Linked DNA regions of Homo sapiens: region 2 is linked to region 1. Evidence: chromatin contacts called from ENCODE Hi-C or POLR2A ChIA-PET data. All regions are on one chromosome and are shown on one strand. Each heading gives the region's core, a stretch centred on a gene start or an enhancer-like site at or near the end of the contact. The rest is flanking DNA. Distances are from core to core; before and after follow the strand shown.

Region 1 (2,531 bases), core at 24-2,523:
CGAGTCTCATGACTCAGCCTCCTGAGTAGCTGGGATTACAGGTGCACACTACCACTCCTGTCTAATTTTTGTATTTTTTAGTAGAGATGGGGTTTTGCCATGTTGGCCAGGCTGGTCTCAAACTTCTGGCCTCAAGTCAACTGACCACCTGGGCTTCCCAAAGTGCTGGGATTACAGGTGTGCACTACTGTTCCTGGCCAAGAAATATTATTTTCACCTGTAAAACTCCCTTTAATGGTTAATGTGCTGACCAAAGGAACCCTACTGATATTCTAGATGGTTTAGGTGAAGCTTCTTTTTGGTCATTTAACTTGAAGAATTGCATCTCAACCTCTCTTCTATCAACACCCTTCCATTTTAAAAAAAGTCAATACAATATTTGCCACCATGATGCCTTTCTATGCACACATCTGCTGTCTCATATCTCACCTTCACCTCCCTCCCTCTCTCTTACTGGTGTGTACCCCGCCCATTTGCAAAGATTTATATTGCTGGGCCTCCTGCTGCAAAAAAGGTGCACTCACATCAGTTCAACAAACACTGTTTGTTTGTTTGTTTTTTTTTTTTTTTTTTGAGATGGAGTCTTACTCTGTCGCCCAGGCTGGAGTGCAATGGTGCGATCTCGGCTCACTGCAACCTCTGCCTCCTGGGTTCAAGCAATTCTCCAGCCGCAGCCTCCTGAGTAGCTGGGATTACAGGCACCCACCATCATGCCCAGCTAATTTTTGTATTTTTTTTAGTAGAGACAGGGTTTCACCATGTTGGTCAGGCTAGTCTCGAACTCCTGACCTCAGGTGATCCACCCACCTCAGCCTCCCAAACTGCTGGGATTACAGGCGTAAGCCACCGCGCCCGGCCCAACAAACACTGGTCTTAAAGATTGTATATAAAGCAAATTTTTGCAAACAGAGTATCCCATTTTCACATTAAATAATACATGCACCCTCTTTGGTTTTCATCTGCATTTGGTTAGCTTTGATTCATAGTACATTAGATTTAGATTTATCTCTTCATCACATTCAGTCTTTGATGAACTGTGAACACACTACTGATAGGAATCCTGGTGATTTCTTTTATTAAATAACGAATCCTTATCAGTAAATAATTCCAGCCTTACTATTATGTTCTAGTGATGGATTTTCATATAAGAGCTATGTGTGGGTGTGTAACATTTATCTTTTCTCCCCATTTCACTTTTGAGTCACTACCCCTTTAAACCCATGTGTGACAAGTATGGAGCACAGATCCTCTCTCCAGTGTCGTCAGAGAGTGTCATGGAGTGGCGGGGTAATAAACAGCAGTGAATGCTACCTAAGCCAGCCCTGACCAGTGGGGAATTGCAGTCATAGAAATTATAGGTCCTCACTGGAGAACAGAAACTGATTCTGAATCATTTCCAGAGCCTCCGAAAAGGCACTTCCTGTTGTTAGAGATCTGTTGTGCTGAGGTTAGATTGTAGCTGCTGGTCCCTTGCTCGCTGAGGAGGCATGCAGGACTAGAAAGCACACTCTCCAGTGCTGGAGCTGGAAGAAACAATTGGATCTGACACTGTCATTTCATAGACAAAGAAACTGAAACCCAAAAGATGTGCCCAGGGTCATGCTGCTAGTTAGAGGCAATAGTCCCAGGACACAGGGGTCTCCCTCCAGTTTACTGATTTTGGTTTTATTTCATGAAGTTTATGTTTTAGCAGTTTATCCTTTTGCAGAGGCAAGGTAGCTTTCTACAAAGCCTCTAGTCTCTGAAGCCAGACAAGTCTGTGTTACAGTCCTTGCCCTACCTGTTACAAGTGTATATTCTTTCTAAGCACTGGTTTCTTCATCTAAAAAATGAGGATAATGTCCACCTTATAGGACTGTTGCCCTAATTTGTGTTAATGTATATGAAATGCCTGGTGCATACATATTAAAACGCAGTGTTGTCAGTACTCTAGGTGATGGGGGTGGACCAACTGCTACCTCTAATTTTAATGTAACTTGCACTTTCTATAGCACTTGTTTGGCAACTAAGTCTTTCCTGTCTTTCCTGCTTTGGGCTTTATGTAGATTCAGGCCCTGTAGGCCTATTTTGAGAAGTGAGTGGGTTTTTGTTTTGTTTTGTTTTGTTTTAGGACTTCTAGAAATTCAATAATCTGGTTCTTGCTACAGAAGCCTCGATTGTTAGAAGGAAATCTCTAGTCTCTTTAGGCTCTGAAGACCAGGATAGATTCTGTGTTCTGCCCTTACTATTTCAAGGCAACTTCAGTTGTTTCACAAGAAAGAGAACCAAGTTGGCATAGGAGGTGAGACATACAAGCAGGAAGTAGGAATCCCTGGCCTGGCAGGGGTGGGGTAGAGTAGGGTAGCATGGTAGAGGAGACCCTGCCTGGGCTCTTCGCTAGCTGAGATGAGCAATGCAAGGAGGTGATGGCTCTCAACTGCAGTAGTAGCTAAGAGGACTAGAAAATAAGTGACTAGTCAGGGTCTAGTCCTTTCCTTGGGAGTGGGGCTGCCATGGTTCTGCTGATCTGCTGGATTTGAGCAGGCTAAAGT
Region 2 (2,531 bases), core at 18-2,517, 79 kb after region 1:
TCCCTCTTCCCCCTGTCTTCTGTCTTCACCTTAACAGTATTCTACTCCCCTCCCCCATTTTCCCCTCCTCTTCTGAATTGACCACTTCCCTCTTTCTAGAACTTAACAAGTATTTTGGAAAGCATTTTTTTTTGTATGTGCATGCCAAGAATAAGGAGGACCGGGACCCAGGAGCAGCTCTGTCATTTAGCCAGCTGAATCACCTTGGACAAGCCACCTGGACCCCAGTCTGCCACATGGTCTATATGTTTACTTAAGCTTTTGAATGAGTAATAATATGGCACCAACAGTTAGAAGTTTTTTTTTTTTTTGACACTGTTTCGTTCTGTAGCCCAGGCTGGAGTGCAGTGGTGCGATCTCGGCTCACTGCAACCTCAGCCTCCTGGGTTCAAGCAATTCTCCTTCCTCGGCCTCCCGGGTAGCTGGGACTACAGGCGCACGCCACCATGCCTGGCTAATTGTTTGTATTTTTAGTAGAGAGGGGGTTTCACCATGTTAACCAGGATGGTGTGGATCTCCTGACCTCGTGATCGGCCCGCCTCAGCCTCCCAAAGTGCTGGGATTACAGGTGTGAGCCACCGTGCCCAGCCTAGTTAAAAGTTTTATAGTGAAAATTCTGCCTCGCATCCCCAGCCATGCAGTTCCCCTCTCTATAGGCAAACAAGATGAAAGTCATACCTGTTATAAGCAAACACACACACACACACACACACACACACACACACACACATATACTCTTAGCCTTTTTCTCCATTTTCACACAAACAGTAGCATACCATAGGCACAGCTTAGCACCTTGGGTTCTTCATCTAAGGTATCTCAGAGATCTTTCCATATCAGCACATGGAGAGCTACCTCAGTCTTCCTTACAGGTGCTTAGCATTCCATTGAACATCAGTCCTCTCCTGATGGTTACTGAAGCTGCTTCCAGTGTTGTACTCTGCTGCCGTGTTGCAGTGAATAACCTTGCTTATACATCATTGTGCCTGTGTGTGAGCAGATCTGTGGCATAAAGTCCACAAAGCAGAATTTCCAGGTCAGACAGAATGAAAGAGACAGCATAGATGAGCACATACTAATTTGATGTGCAACCTCAGAGAAGGTACTTGACATTTCTGGGCCTCATTTTCTTCTTTGTAAAGGAGAGGGGTTGCCCTGAACGACCTGCAGTTTCTTTCCACCTTGGAAGTCCCTGGGATTCAGAACCTCCCGCCTGTGAGGAGTTTGGCAAAGATCATTGGTCTGGCCCTTGTGATCTGCCCATGAACACAGTGTATCTGTGTCCAGGCCACCACAGCCAGCTGGGAGCCAAAATTTATTCTGTACACAGCCAACAGAGCAGAACTTGAAGAGCCAAGTCCAAGGGCCAGGCCTGACCTCATTTGTCCTTAAGTGGCATCTCTTCTGTTTTGACCTCTTTAAAGGTAGCTGCTTTTGCAGGCTTTGTGGAAATCAGAGGGAGCATGGAGGTATTTTGCTTCAATTTACAGAACTGAGGAAAATGAGTGAGCTAAATATACTTAAGATGAGTGGAGTGAAGCATTAGCCAGAATGCTGGAGGTACAAAGACTTAAATTAATAGGAAACTTACCAGGAGATTATTCAACAATGCAATCAACCAACCATGCAGGTTTTGTTTGTGCGTTGACTAAAAACAAGCCTGCTTGATGGTTTTGCCCTCTATGAATGTTGAGATTATGTGCTAGTAGGCTAAGTTTTAAGATAACCAGAGCCAACATAAGGACTTTCTGCATGCACTCTGATGCTCACTGTTATCATTGATCAGATTTGGGAATCATAGAATGTTTGGCTTGAAAGAGGCTGTAGGGATCACTAAAGCAAGCCTCTTGCTTGTGTACAGATTAGGAGATGGAAACCAGAAGTGGGGAAGTGCACCAGGGCTGTCGTAAGTGCAAGGGAAAGGGCCCTGTAAACAGACCCAGCTCCCAGGGTGGGTGGGGTGGCAGGACGTGCATTAAGCAGGTGGAAGAAGGCATCTAGAGGACACTGCAACAGGCGTGCACTCCCCAGTGACACAGCTGGTATGCATGAGGGGCCCAGCAGTGCATAGAAGGTGGAATTGTAAGCCTGGGAGCAGGCAGGATTCAGAAATCAGGCAAAAGCTTAAGAAACCTCTAATAAAGGGAGAAGGATTAATGAGGGCTCCAATCTTAGAAGGCCCATGTGTCTCTGGTCAGGTTGCTGAGACTCTGATATGTTTTGGCTGTGTCCTCACCCAAATCTCATCTTGAATTGTTACACTTCTTGTGTGAAGTGATACAATTCAATCACTTTAATTCAAGTGATTGAATTGTATCACTTCTTGTGATAGTGAGTTCTCATGAGATCTGATGGTTTTATAAGGGGGGCTTTTCCCCCTTTGCATGGCACTTCTCCTTCCTGCCACCATGTGCAGAAGGACATGTTTGCTTCCCTTTCTGCCATAATTGTAAGTTTCCTGAGGCCTCCCCAGCCATGCTGAACTGTGAGTCAATTAAATCTCTTTCCTCTGTAAATTACCCAGTCTTGGG

The links. A loop is a pair of places that touch in the nucleus more often than their neighbours do. ChIA-PET counts read pairs that join two places held with the same protein, here RNA polymerase II (POLR2A). Pooled maps may share reads with other maps.
Region 2: a map of astrocyte of the cerebellum shows a loop between it and region 1 (2.7-fold over the local background). The contact joins two enhancer-like sites. A Hi-C loop is called at or near these places in 1 of 168 maps with a recorded cell type or tissue (astrocyte of the cerebellum), 37 of 37 single-sample maps with no recorded cell type and 10 of 50 pooled maps. POLR2A ChIA-PET finds 5 or more read pairs at or near these places in 2 of 52 experiments (GM12878 and OCI-LY7).

Annotation. Positions count from the first base shown.
Region 1 is chr3:170,562,863-170,565,393 of GRCh38, forward strand. All of the region lies in intron 1 of SLC7A14 (solute carrier family 7 member 14), which reads right to left. All of the region lies in intron 2 of SLC7A14-AS1 (SLC7A14 antisense RNA 1), which reads left to right. Among named protein-coding and RNA genes, the nearest start is that of SLC7A14, 22 kb to the right of the region's middle. Within about 2 kb of position 1,274, at least 3 of the 41 ENCODE cell types and tissues checked have a DNase peak (open chromatin) inside an H3K27ac peak, as active enhancers do.
Region 2 is chr3:170,642,089-170,644,619 of GRCh38, forward strand. The region is part of intron 2 of SLC7A14-AS1 (SLC7A14 antisense RNA 1); the gene reads left to right. Among named protein-coding and RNA genes, the nearest start is that of SLC7A14, 57 kb to the left of the region's middle. Within about 2 kb of position 1,268, at least 2 of the 41 ENCODE cell types and tissues checked have a DNase peak (open chromatin) inside an H3K27ac peak, as active enhancers do.